3 separate regions of the Homo sapiens genome follow, and all the other regions are linked to region 1. A link is a contact called in ENCODE Hi-C or POLR2A ChIA-PET data. All regions are on one chromosome and are shown on one strand. The core of a region is the stretch at or near the end of the contact, and the rest is flanking DNA. Distances in the headings are between cores, read along the strand shown. Region 1 overlaps NR3C1 (nuclear receptor subfamily 3 group C member 1). Region 2 overlaps ARHGAP26 (Rho GTPase activating protein 26). Region 3 overlaps ARHGAP26 (Rho GTPase activating protein 26).

Region 1 (4,545 bases), core at 1,272-3,771:
TTCTTTAGCCCCAGCATGAGACCAGATGTAAGCTCTCCTCCATCCAGCTCCTCAACAGCAACAACAGGACCACCTCCCAAACTCTGCCTGGTGTGCTCTGATGAAGCTTCAGGATGTCATTATGGAGTCTTAACTTGTGGAAGCTGTAAAGTTTTCTTCAAAAGAGCAGTGGAAGGTAGTGTGTGTTTTGAAGAGTTTATTTTTCCTCTACTTGGTTTTCATTTCTCAGGGTGGATTTTGAAATTTCCATTATATGCAAAGCCCATGAAAGGCTAAATATCAGTTAAGAGGGGAGAGGAGGGTGGCTCCTAGGTCCTCTAATGGGCAGGAAAGTATTTAAAACAACAATACAAAAAGATCTAGAATAAAATAGAAAAGTACAAGTTGATGTCTGGGAGTTTGGTCAGGGAGCATAAGGTAACACTATAAGAAAGTGCTATCATATGAAATGATGGTGTTAAGTTTGGGCATAACATAATGTTCATTGTATTAGAAACATGGGCTTTAACTTCCATAAGCTAATAGGTTTCAAAGTCACCAACTTTACTGGCCTGGCAAAAATGAGTCACAGTGAGAACTGTGACAGGAAAAAAAAAAGATATTCATTTCATTTCTTATTCATTTTTTTTTTCTATTAAGCCAGGGCACTGTGCTAAGTGGTATAAATACCAATAAGACCTGATCCTTACCCTCTGGGAAGTCACACTCCACTGAAGTGAAAGATGAGTTAACAATGACAAGGTACAGAGATTATAATATAGATGAGGGAGAGAGAAACTCGGCCTGAGGAGGTCAGGAAAGGTATTTTAGAGAAACTGATTTCACTATATAAATGTTGTATTAACACAAATCTTACTTTGTTATGGATTCAGACTGCTGACAGGGCAACAGCATTATCTCCCTAAAGAATGAGAAATTCATTCCATAGCAAATTTATTAGAAGAGAGTCTAAAATGTCCTAATACTACCAGTGACTCCTCTAGGAAAAAAATTGTCATATAATTTAGTTATTTCTAAAGCAGTTTGAAAGTAGCTTGGCCTAAAGCTCTGATTATATTAATTTTTTAAAGAAACAATTATTCATTCACTGTATGAGGATTATTATTATTTGTCTCATGTTGTGTTTGCATATCCATGAGAGTTAGATGAGTCATTTTCTTTTGTTTTACTTTTTAATACATTAGCAAATTATAAAATTACTCATATTACACCACAAAGATTACAAGGATGGCAGCTTTGGCCAGTGTAGTAGTCCCACCTATTGATTAGAGTCAAAAGTAAAGCCCAGCCCTGCTTTGTGCATTGCTCCTAATAAAGTGGATGTTACTTAACACATACGCAGAAGACAGAAGCGTCTTCGTGTCCTCACTTTACTCCTCACTTTCTTAACTGCTTAAGTATTTCCACGATATAAATGCAGTGATAATAATAATACGGACAGTCCCTGACTTAACGATTTTTCAACTTTTATGATGGTGGGAAAGTGATACGCATTCAGTATGGCTCCTCGACTTACAATGGGGTTGCCTCCAGATAAACCCATTGTGAATTGAAAATATCTTACACTTAGCACTCCATTCTTAATACCTGCTAGAATTATAGATTATCCCTCAAAATTGGCATAGTATAATATGGGTATCAGCAAGTTGTTGCACTTTATTCAGAGCTTTACACTAGGCAGGGGTGGGCTTTACTTTTGACTCTAATCAATAGGTGGGACTACTACACTAGCCAAAGCTGGCATCCTTGTGGTCTCTGTGGAGTAACGTGAGTAGCATTATAATTTACATCCCCCATAACAAATGATCCAAGAGAGTATGTGATCAATGCAGCAGAACTATTGTCTTTTATTATCTGATTTCACATGTAACATGCCATCACTTCTGCCATATTTTATTGGCCACACAGACCAATCTTGGTAAAGGACGGAAAGGGACTGCACAAGACCATGCATTCAAGGAGGCAGAGATCACTGGGGGCCATCTTGGGAGGCTGGCTACCACACCCACCATAAATAGAAAACCAGAATTATTTGCCAAAAATAGACTTTAACCACAAAAATGAATACCATATAAACAAAACAAAGTCACAAAATTTCAGCTGACTTGAAGACTCATCTTTCTATTAGTTAGAAAGGGAATTTACCAAGTAGTAGAAGACACAGGAACTCCAAAATAAGATATCTCATTGTCTTATCAGAAGGGTTGACAGGAAAATGGGCTGGGCACTGTGGCTCAAGGAAAATGGGCTGTGCACTGTGGCTCACACCTATTATCCCAGCAATTTGGGAGGCCAAGATGGGAGGATTGCTTGAGGCCTGGAGTTTGAGACCAGCCTGAGCAACATAACGAGACCCCGTCTCTACAGGAAAAAAAAAAAAAAAAAAAACGTTATCCAGGCATCGCACCTGTAGTCTCAGCTACTCAGGAAGCTAAAGCAGGAGATTCAGGCTGCAAAGAGCTATGACACACCACTGTACTCCAGCCTAGGCAACGTAGCAAGAACTTGTCTAAAAATAAATAAATAAATGAGTCAAGGAATGAATGAATGGATTGACAGGAAATGACTATTAGTTGTACGTGGCCATGTGTTATGAAATAGTGAATACTAGTTAAAACTCCTCATTTTATAGATAAGGAACAGATAGATAGACTTGTCCAACTTCATGCTAATAACCACAAAGGGCTATTTTTAACTTATGAAGGTACATTGCCTCTGATCCTATAGCTCAGAGTCTTAGCTGTGCACAAGACATACCTGGGATAAAGAAATCAAGATTGGCGTAATGTGCACATCCTGACATTTCAGTTGGATATAAACAAAACTTTGGAATTTTTCATTTTTAGCAGTGGGTGATTTTTTTTCTTTTTTTCTTCCAGTAACTGTAGGACAGTGATTTAGAGATTCCTTATAGGGTATAACTTTTTTGTATTATAACCACTTCATCAATAGATGTATCTGTTGATCGTACTTTTGATTTATAGGGGATAGAATTGGGTTAGTGCTTCCATTTTCTGTCCAAGTAAAGAAGCTAGGATATTTATAGAGTACAAAAAGAAATTGAAACAGCTGGTACAGATATTTGGCATTGGAGAGCAGCTCTGAACAAAGGTGAATTATAGTCTAGTGGTCAATTTTGTGGCCTATTCTTTACAAAGAATTGAACCTGATACAGTTAACCATCTACCCCAAACTATTATTTGTTTAAAACACAATCTATTGGCTGGGCGTGGTGGCTCATGCCTGTAATCCCAGCACATCGGGAGGCCGAGGCGGGTGGATCACGAGGTCCTGAGATCGAGACAATCCTAGCCAACATGGTGAAACCCTGTCTCTACTAAAAATATAAAAATTAGCCAGGCGTGGTGGCGTGCACCTGTAATCCCAGCTACTCGGGAGTCTGAGCCAGGAGAATTGCTTGAACCTGGGAGGCAGAGGTTGCAGTGAGGTCATGCCACTACACTACTACACTCCCAGCCTGGGCGACAGAGCGAGACTCCATCTCAAAAAAATAAAAATAAAAAAACATAATCTATCAAACTGTGTAAAACACAGTTTATCAAAAAAGTAGTTACCCTTGGTGGGTACTGGCTGGAATTGGGCAGAAAGGGGGCCTGTTGGGGTACTGTTCTGTTTCTTGATCTGAGAGCTGATTACATAAAGGTTCTTGGTTTGTAAAAATTTATTAAATGGTTCACTGATTTGTGTACTTTTTTTATATGTGAATACTGCAATAAGGTTTTTTATTGCACTGTTTTCAGTTTGTTGAACAGAAAAAGGGAGACTCTTTTTGTTGTTTTTGACCTCTCGACCTCATAATGGCAATGTAGGCAAGAACATTCCCTCAAGGCAATACCTGTGGGTGTCTTGGTTATATTCCACCGGAAACAAAGACAGAGGCTGTCCTTATAAAATATGTTTGAAGACCTGTGAAACTTTAATAGTGCCTTTTATTCCATATAGGACAGCACAATTACCTATGTGCTGGAAGGAATGATTGCATCATCGATAAAATTCGAAGAAAAAACTGCCCAGCATGCCGCTATCGAAAATGTCTTCAGGCTGGAATGAACCTGGAAGGTAATATAAATATCTGAAAGCAATTGTTTGTCTCTGTAGCTTATAAAAATTTATCATTTTACTTTTGAAGATACACGTAAGCAGATGTAATTAATGTAGTCAGTTCAGTATATATATGCTTGACTAGCATAATGTTACTGCCCAATAAAAATGGGAAATTTTTTTCATGAATATGTCATATTGTTTGTTTATCCACCAGTTCTTCTTACACACACTGAATTCAGTACAGCCAGACTATATACAAAGAAAGGAAATTATGTAATAATGAAACTTACACAACATGCAGCAACTTTATTATTCTTACTCCTTTTTTCAGCCTCAAAACTATTCCCTAGGGTTGGAAATGTTTCTGTATCAGACATATTTACATGTCCATTTTTCTGTTTGCCTTTTAAAAGCATACCTTTTACTTGGAGATCTGTGTTTTATTACAGATCTTCAAGCGGGGGGTGGTGGGAAAAAAAA
Region 2 (4,450 bases), core at 481-2,980, 160 kb after region 1:
CCTTTTGAAAACAATGAGGCGTTCAGGTTATTTCCAAAGGTGGGGAATGTCACCAACTTTTCAGGCAAATCGGTCTGAAGAGATCTTTTCTGCTTGGAGGTGGGTGAGAAACAGAATTCTCCATCTAAAAGGAAAGATCCTTCTCCACAAAAAGTTGATCCAGCCACAGAGGAAAACTTCCTCTTTCAAAGCCCCACATTCCAAAGGATGACAAATAGAGACAATTCTAGTAAAAGCATAGCAGCCTGTTTGGGTGTAACCCTTTGGCATAAAATAGCATGGGGATGGTAAAATTGCTTTTTAAAAAAAAAAATGCTATGAATTATCACTTGTCTAATGCATATTATTCATTTTGCCATTCATTTGGTCTCAATAAATAACAGCTATGCACACAATTATCAGGTACCCTGTGGGATTCAGAGGTTTCCAAATCTTTCAGGAACAGGGTGTGGCGTGTCTACCCTAGCTGGTCTTGCTTTAAGGAGGGGTAGCACCTGCCTCTACAGCAGAAGTTCCTTCCTCCTCTTCACTGATCACTTAAAGCCTGGACTGAGTTATAGCTCCAGTCTCAGATTCAAGGTAGGAGGCTGGTGGGGGAAGGTGAGTGGGACAGCCTGGGACATTTCTCTGCACAGGAAAAATACATACCATGGCTGAGGGACTGGAGAAAAAGTAAGGACAGTTTGTGGGGGGAGCCCTCCAAAATAATACTATTAATTGCCATACACAGTACTAAAATACGTAAGTAAAAGATGATCTTAATTTTCATGCCACCTATTTGAGGAGGTTATGATCACACTATTTTACAGATGAGAAAACTGAGGTACAGAGAGCTAAAGTCACTTGCCTCCTTCTCCTCCAAATCCCTATCTCCTTGGTTCTCCATTAGTTTTCTCCCTGGGACTTCTCAATATACTGTGTGACATACTGTGTTAAACACTGATTTATCTCCTGTCTCCACTAGAATATAAAATCCATGAAAGCAGAAACTCTTTTTTTTTTTTTAATATTTTTAAATCACTGTATCTTCAGCACTCAGACCACCACCAGGCCCACAGTAGGAGTTCAATTGACATTTGTGGAATGAATGTTGACCAACTAAAGTGGAAGATTAGTAAAATTTGAGAGATATCTCTGAAGGCAAGTTTTCCCTGAATTTCATCAGAGAACAGCTGAATCAAACTCAGAAGAAGCCAGCAATGTTTCAGAGAAACAACTCTGTCTGGACGCAGGCCTTGTTTATCCTTTGAATTCCAGGGACTGTTCTCTGGCCACTAAGACAGGAGAAGAAGGTTGACTCTGGCAGAATCTGCAGGCGTTTGGCATGCGTGCGTCTTTTAGGTCACCAGAAATAACTTGGAAATGCATGAGCGTGTGTGTTAAGACAGAAGGACGAGAAAAATTAGTTTTATTTATGAGGCTACTGAGCAGTTAGTTATTTTTTAGGGGTGGGGACCACTTAGGCAGAGAGAACTCCAAGGTTGGGTTCCATCATTGCAGTAATCATCCCAGCCCTCCTAGCTTTCTTTCAATCTTTCAATCTTTGTGGTCTAAAGAAGGCATTTACCTAGTAGTTTCTAATTTGGGGAAATTACTGCAGCATGTTATGTCCCTGGTGGGGCATTCCCTGACTTCTTTCTCAGCATTTGTTTACTTCCTCCTTTAAAATCACTCTCTCCCAGAAAGGAGTTGGCATGATGCCCCACTGGTCACTGTGGAAGGAGAGAATGATTTATTTCTGCAGCCCTCAGTAAGCACCCATTGAACGACCCTCATCCTTGGAGGTGGATCAGCCCCATTTCTTCCACCAGAGACAGTGGAAGATGGTGGTAGTGGGCATGCTCAGGTCCAGAGACCAGTATCATCAGCCAGGCAATGTCGATGCCAGAACTAAAACCTAGGGTTTCCTGCTTTCCATTCCAATATTTGAGCCACCTTTCTTGTTTGCCTCAGCCATTAGCCATAAATTTTGTTTCCCAAATTTCTTAGAATCTCAGTTACAAGTTGTTTTCTTTCCAAGAAGATTCTGAAAACCGAGAGGCTAGTCTCCATGCTGCACTATACTATAGTGAGACTCTTCCATACCTTTCTATTCATGCAGACAGCTCAGCCCCATCCCAAGACAGCTGCCCATGACTCCGCGGTCACAAACTCACAGGACTTGTGTCAGTTTACTATCACTGCATATTAAACCACCCTAAACTCACTGGGTTCCAATAATCACAATGTGATATTTATCATGAATCTATAGGTTGTCTGGGAAGCTTTGGCTGGTCTTGCCTGACTAACCCAGGTGGCTGCATTCAACTGACTGGTGGTCCCAATGCTGAGCTGCGCTGAGAGAGATAGCTGGGCTTCTCTCTCCAGTAATCCGTCATCTTTAAGGAGGCTACAACAGGCTTCTTTACATGGTGACTGGGTTCCAAGAGAATGAGAGAGAAAGCTGTGAGGCATTGTGGCCTGGGCCTGGGAAGGCACATGATGTCACTTCCTCCACATTCTATTGGCCAAAATAAGTCAAAGGGTAAAGGTCAGCCTAGATTCAAGGGCTCCAGCTCTTAATGGGAGGGGTTGCAAAGATTCTATGGCCATTTTTAATCTACTATGGGCCTACAGGCATTAGGTATAAAAGTGAAGCAGGCCAGCTGTGAGATTATAGAGACCAGAGAGTATCATCTGCTCCCAAGTTTCACATAGGTTTAGTGTAACCAACTCTTCTGACACTTCAAAAGAAGCTGGAAATCTGGATTTAAAAAGATGTGTTAATAGACTCTATTTTTTAGAGCAGTTTTGGGTTTACAGAAAAATTGCATGAAAGTTTTACACATACCCTCTCTATTTCTACATTCTGAGTTTCCTTAATTATTAACATCTTGCATTAACGCGATACACTGGTTACAACTCATGAACCAATATTTATATTGGTTCATTATTATTAAAGGTCATAGTTTACATTAGCATTCAGTCTTTGTGTTCTATGGGTTTTGACAAATGCATAATGTCTTGTGTATATCCCATTCCAGCATCATACAGAATAGTCTCACCGCGAAAAAAATACCCTGTGCTCCAAATATTCATCCCTCTTCCTCTCCCCAGAATCCCTGGCAATCACTGATCTTCTTATTGATTCCATAATTTTGCATGTTCCAGAAAGCCATATAGTTGGTATCATATCATACTGTAGTCTTCTCAGATTGATTTCTTTTTTTTGAGATGGAGTCTTGCTCGGTAGCCCAGGCTGGAGTGCGGTGGCACGATCTCAGCTCACTGCAACCTCTGCCTCCCAGGTTCAACCCATTCTCCTGCCTCAGCCTCCTGAGCCTGGGACTACAGGCTCACACCATCATGCCCAGCTAATTTTTTTGCATTTTTAGTAGAGATGGGGTTTCACCATGTTGTCCAGGCTGGTCTCAAACTCCTGACCTCAAGCGATCTGCCTGCCTTGGCCTCCCAAAGTGCTGGGATTACAGGTGTGAGCCACTGCACCCCGCCAGACTGACTTCTTTTACTCAGCAATATGCATTAAAAGTTCCTCCATGTCTTTTCATGGCTGGAGAGTTCACTTTTTAAAATCATTGAATAATATAGCATTGTCTGCGTGCACCATAGTTTGTTTATCCATTTTCACATACTGATAGACATCTTGGTTGCTTCCCAAGTTTTGGCAATTATAAATAAAGCTTCTAACAAAATCCATGTGCAGGTTTTTGTGTAGACATAAATTTCAACTCATTTGGGTAAATACCAAAGAACATGATTGCTGGATTGTATGCTTAGAATATGTTTGGTTTTGTGAAAAACCACCAAACTGTCTTCTAAAAATGGCTGTATCACTTTGTATTCCCACCAGTAATGAGTGAGAGTTCCCACTGCTCCACATCCTAGCCAGCATTTGATGTTGTCAGTGTTCTGGAATTTTGGCCATTCTCAGAGGTGTGTAGTGGTATCTCACTGTTGTTTTTATTTGTATTTCCCTGAAGACATAAGACGTGAATCATATTTTTATATGCTTACTTGACACCTGTATGTCCTTTTTGATGAGGTATCTGTTCATATTTTTTGCTCATATTTTAATTGGGTTCTTTGTTTACTTATTATTGAATTTTAAGAGTTCTCTGTATATTTTGGATACTGGTCCTTTATCAGATATGTGTTTTGCAAATATTTTCTCCTAGTGTGTGGCTTGTCTTTTCATTCTCTTGAGTGTCTTTCACAGAGCAGAAGTTTTTAGTTTAAACACAGTCCAACTTAAGTTTTTATCTCACAGATTATACTTTTAACGTTGTATCTAAAAAGTCATAATTATACCCAAGGCCACCTAGGTTTTCTCCTATGTTATCTTCTAGAGGTTTTACAGTTTTGCATTTTACATTTAGACCTATGGTCCATTTGGAATCAATTTCTGTGAAAGGTATAATGTCTGTATCTAGATTCATTTTTGTGTATATGG
Region 3 (4,410 bases), core at 567-3,066, 180 kb after region 1:
CTCAACCCCACTAAGCATTTCAACTGCGGACTGGAGAGAGGACTGACAAATGGAATGCCAAATAAACATTAACTTGCAAGTGCATCAATGAAGAGAAAAAGGAGAATGACTGGACTCAAAAGGGATCAGGTGGACAGACTTATCAAAAGAAATGAGGTTCTGAAAATGATCGCAGGGCAAGTGTGAAGGTAGAGGAGAGGTATGCGGGAGTGCGCATGTGCATGTGCCTATGGGTGCATGTGTGCCCTCACAGCATATCCCTCCAACCAGGTATCTGCTCTGTGGCAAGAACCTGAAGAAAGGTAAGGTCGCATCAAACCAGGACAGGTGTCACTATGAACTGAAAGGGCACAGCAGGAAACTGACATGAACGGCAAGTGTCCACAGCCCACTGACAATATCTGAACCCAATTCTAGTTGAGTGGAGGAAAGGAACTTGAGTTTCTATACTTAAATTAAGAGGAAGGATGGAAGTCAGTCAAAATTAAAAGCCAGTTTGTGGATTCCAAACAGTGATATGCATTCCACAAGTGGGACACAAAATAATTCTAAGGTGGGATATGGATGACCACTTTCCATCTTAATGGTTACATGTTTATTTTAACATATATTAGAGAATAATACAGTGAGACCATTGAAGTCGTGTTCTTAGAGGTCTTATGTATCAGGATGAAGCCAGGGAAAGAAGTGAGTTGCTTTAAGGTTAACTTAAAGAAGTATATTAAATAAGTCACAGTGCATGAGCTATGTGGCTGTGGCACAAATGGTGAATGAGGGGTTATGTACATGACTGGCATTTGGGAAGCACTGAGCTAGGTGTGTCAGGAGGCCTCAAACTGAAATCACTGTTATATGGAAATATATACCTTTTTTCACAAATTATTACATTTGCATAATCGTTACCTGTACTTTAATGCCAAACAGTAAATTCAGCAAAGTGCTAGGATAAAGTTTTCTGTCTTTGTCCATAGACCAGACAAAGAGAAAGGTGAAGTGTGTGAAAACTTCACAGTGCATTATCATCTGCTCACCCGACAGTGACGGGTGGCTGGATTACAACCTGGGAGGGAGCAGGTCCCAGCAGAACCTTCCAGCTCCTAGCTCAGTCTTCCCCAGTCAACTCTCCCACTGCCCCCCCACAGGGTGCCTTCCATGCCGGTTTGGATAGTATGCTAGCTTCGCAGAAAAAAAGGGGTCTCTAAAACAAACCAATATATACACACAGACACCCATATAAATTGCAGTTAAAGAACACACAGACTTGCAGTTAAAATGTTTATTCTCTGAGAAAGGAGGGAAAGTTAGGCTCCCTACAAATATCTGAGCATATCTGTATGCTCCGGTCATGTTTCCAGGGAGCATTTCCTAACATTTAGAGAAAGGCCCTATTGTTCACTGTCTTCTCCTTTTGCATCCCCTGTCTACCATCTGCAGACATGGACAGAGCAGCTTGCTCTGCAGCTGAGACAGACCTGCTTTCACACATCCTTAACTTTCATCCTCTGCCTTGTGTGATAAAATTAATCTTGGACAAAGATCTAGCTGATTTTCTCCTGATCTCCATCTTCATTCTTATGAGCTCCCAGAGAATGCTTTAAAGCCTATTCCAAAGCTGCTTCTGCTTCATTCTAACCACATACCCAGCACTATTTTAAGCTTAGGGAATTTACCAATACTGTCTAGCCTCTCCTAATCTACACCGTACACTGATAAGTACAAAACATTAGGTGACCGTGGCTGTCCTGGAAACCTGAGAAGCACATTACCCCATAGCCTGATGCCTCATTCATTCAGCAGGTGTGAGTGAGGCCAGTTCTGTTCCAAGTGTTCCCTGGTACACTCGCAGGGGCCCAGGCCACGTGCAGACCACAGTGAGAATGACCCCAGCCAGATATTTAAAAGGAACACAGGCTACTGTTAGAAGGAAAGCCAATCCCAGGACAGGGTCAAAGTCCTGAAACGTTGTATATCTGTTGACCTAGAAATTATTCTAAGAATTTATCTAAAGAAATGTTCATGAAAAAAGAGCAGATTTAGTTACAAGGATGTTAATAGTAGCTTTACTTATAAAAGCAAAATATTTGAAACAACCCGAATGATGCTAAATATACCAAGGTACAGCCACATGATGAGATTCAATGACATCTTGAAGTGCAGTAAGGGTTTTGGGATGGGGAAGGTTTGCTTTTAGAAGTTATGGTAAGGAAGGCCACTACTTTAGAAATACAAGGGGATTAAATAAGCACCTTTTTGGTGACAAAAAGAAAGATACCAATCCAGATATGAAGCCTCTCCTCTTCAAGGCAAAGTAGCTCACTGTCCTGCCTCTGTCCCTTTACTGTACCTCACAGAAACGAGTTATAATAATGATGATGATGGCAATACCTGTGCCATTACCACCCAGCATTTACTGAGCACTGACTCTGCTCCTGGCAACATTTGAAGGGCCTTAATCCTCAGAACAACCCCATGAAATAGAAAGCATCAACCCTATTTTGCAGAAAAGGAGAATGGGGCCCTGAGATATTAGGTAACTTCCCAAGCCACTCACTGCTGATGAGCAGCAGAGGCAGAATCACACCCAGACGACCTGGGGCCAGAGTGTGTTTAACCACTGTGTTCTGCTACCTCTCTCAATGTGTATATCTCTAATGAAGCAGCTGTGATGCTGACTCACATTTGTAGTCACTTGTCTACCTTCCTTACTCAGTTTTGAACTCCTTAAAGCCAAGGTCCCATGCTTATATTCCCAGTCCCTGGTAGGTGTCGTGTAAACGTCAGCTGCATGAATGAACCATCCTTGGTTATCTGTGTGTGATTAAACGGTAACCAATAATGGTAGTAGCTGCTCTCAGTAATTGGCCCTTGCCATGTCCCAGGCCTTATGCCAGATGCTGAAATGCATAATTTCATTTAATTCGCATAACTTCCTATGAGTGGGTCCTATTATCCCTATTTTACAGATGAGCAAATGGAGGCTCTCTTAGAGCAAAGGCTGAAACAATACTGTATATTTTAGGGGTCAGTACCTGATCATTGCAAAGAACTCAGAAATCCTGAGATGAAAAACGGATGTGATATAATTGTGGTGATAACACACTGGTATTTGGAACAAGTAAGGTATTGTTCCCTAATTAATTCACTAATGAATTTCAAATATTTTTAGGTGTCGACTCCATGCCAGGCACCATGAAAGGTGGAGTAAAAGATCAAGCCGTACAAGGTCCCACCCTCACAGAGTCACATTCTAGTAGGGCATGTGACTCACACTAATGGGTATTTCATTACAACCGAGAAAAGGAAAGGACACTGGATCTATGGGAATTGCTAACAAAAGGGGAGCTTAAGAAGCAGTGCCTGAGCTCAGCTCTTATTGTGTAGGAGCAGGAGGAAAAGAGACTCAGCTGTTTGTCCACAGGTGATCTGGAAAGAGAATCCTCAATGGCAGCCCTTCTCTTTCATTCTCAATAATATTGCTTCCTGTCCTATCAGGGTTACTCAGCAAAGGCACTTGGGAGGGCACAATGATACAGTCTTCAAGGACACAAAAAGCCAGTAGCACACAGAGAAAAGCTGGAAGTGTCCACCCTGAGCCGTGCAGGTAGCATGGGATGTCCCTGAATGCCACGCTGGCCCTATGCAGCAAAGACTCACGTTTCTCTGTTGACTGAACGGTGTGGAAGAGCGTCAGGGGCCTCTCGCTGCAGGACGGGGGCTTGGAGTCACTGCTCTTCTTCCGAGACAGGTGCAGCTGGGCATTGGTGAGAGGCATATCGGGCACGGTGTTAAATATCTGCAAACGAAGTTTCACAACAAGGTTACTCACATCTGTGGACTGGGAAGAAAACAGGCCTGAAGCAGTACAACGGAAAGCTTGGCAGTGTCTTGGAATTAGCAAGAAAAGATCCGAGAAGACCACTGGCAGTTGTTCAAGACTTCATTTTAAACTTTTCTAGGAAATGGCATTAAACATTCTTGTTTGGAAGCTTATCCCAGAGTTTGATAACCACCCACTTCCATTTCTAACCTCTTCTGCCACAATTTCCACTAAGCGTCTTTTTATTGTTCTCTCCAGGGAAAAAGAAAGCAGCTGTGCTCAATAGAAGCCACTGTCTGTTAACAGCACTTGAAGTTTTTTGACTACCTTTGTCCAGAACCAATGAATCAAAAATTCCTTTATTTTTCTCCATTGGTTCTAAGTTCTTAACAATTACTTCACAACTTTCTTAAACTGTGAAACATGTATTTAAATAACATTTCACAAAGGGTCCCAGGGCAGGGCACCATTTCCCAATCCTCATCAATTGTCCTCAGCTGCAGCATCCTTTTCTAGTTCAGCAGCTCCGTGTTATCTGTGATGCTGAGCTTTTCCTCGTTTATCTTGATAAAAGTAACACACACACACCCACA

The links. Hi-C counts contacts between places; a loop is a spot of excess contacts on that map. ChIA-PET counts read pairs that join two places held with the same protein, here RNA polymerase II (POLR2A). Pooled maps may share reads with other maps.
Region 2: a loop to region 1 is called in a map of ascending aorta, with 1.9 times the contacts of the local background. The contact joins two enhancer-like sites. A Hi-C loop is called at or near these places in 1 of 168 maps with a recorded cell type or tissue (ascending aorta) and 3 of 50 pooled maps. POLR2A ChIA-PET finds 5 or more read pairs at or near these places in 5 of 52 experiments (AG04450, MCF 10A, Panc1 and 2 more).
Region 3: a pooled map of gastrocnemius medialis shows a loop between it and region 1 (1.9-fold over the local background). The contact joins two enhancer-like sites. A Hi-C loop is called at or near these places in 1 of 168 maps with a recorded cell type or tissue (endothelial cell of umbilical vein) and 5 of 50 pooled maps. POLR2A ChIA-PET finds 5 or more read pairs at or near these places in 3 of 52 experiments (BJ, MCF 10A and WTC11).

The regions. Positions count from the first base shown.
Region 1 is chr5:143,309,632-143,314,176 of GRCh38, reverse strand. It overlaps NR3C1 (nuclear receptor subfamily 3 group C member 1), which reads left to right. Exons shown (of 9, transcript NM_000176.3): 3 at 9-175; 4 at 3,964-4,080. Among named protein-coding and RNA genes, the nearest start is that of NR3C1, 92 kb to the left of the region's middle. Within about 2 kb of position 2,521, at least 5 of the 41 ENCODE cell types and tissues checked have a DNase peak (open chromatin) inside an H3K27ac peak, as active enhancers do.
Region 2 is chr5:143,150,716-143,155,165 of GRCh38, reverse strand. All of the region lies in intron 20 of ARHGAP26 (Rho GTPase activating protein 26), which reads right to left. Among named protein-coding and RNA genes, the nearest start is that of ARHGAP26-IT1, 40 kb to the left of the region's middle. Within about 2 kb of position 1,730, at least 15 of the 41 ENCODE cell types and tissues checked have a DNase peak (open chromatin) inside an H3K27ac peak, as active enhancers do.
Region 3 is chr5:143,133,350-143,137,759 of GRCh38, reverse strand. It overlaps ARHGAP26 (Rho GTPase activating protein 26), which reads right to left. Exons shown (of 23, transcript NM_001135608.3): 19 at 3,655-3,793. Among named protein-coding and RNA genes, the nearest start is that of ARHGAP26-IT1, 57 kb to the left of the region's middle. RefSeq lists a silencer at 2,676-2,785. Within about 2 kb of position 1,816, at least 4 of the 41 ENCODE cell types and tissues checked have a DNase peak (open chromatin) inside an H3K27ac peak, as active enhancers do.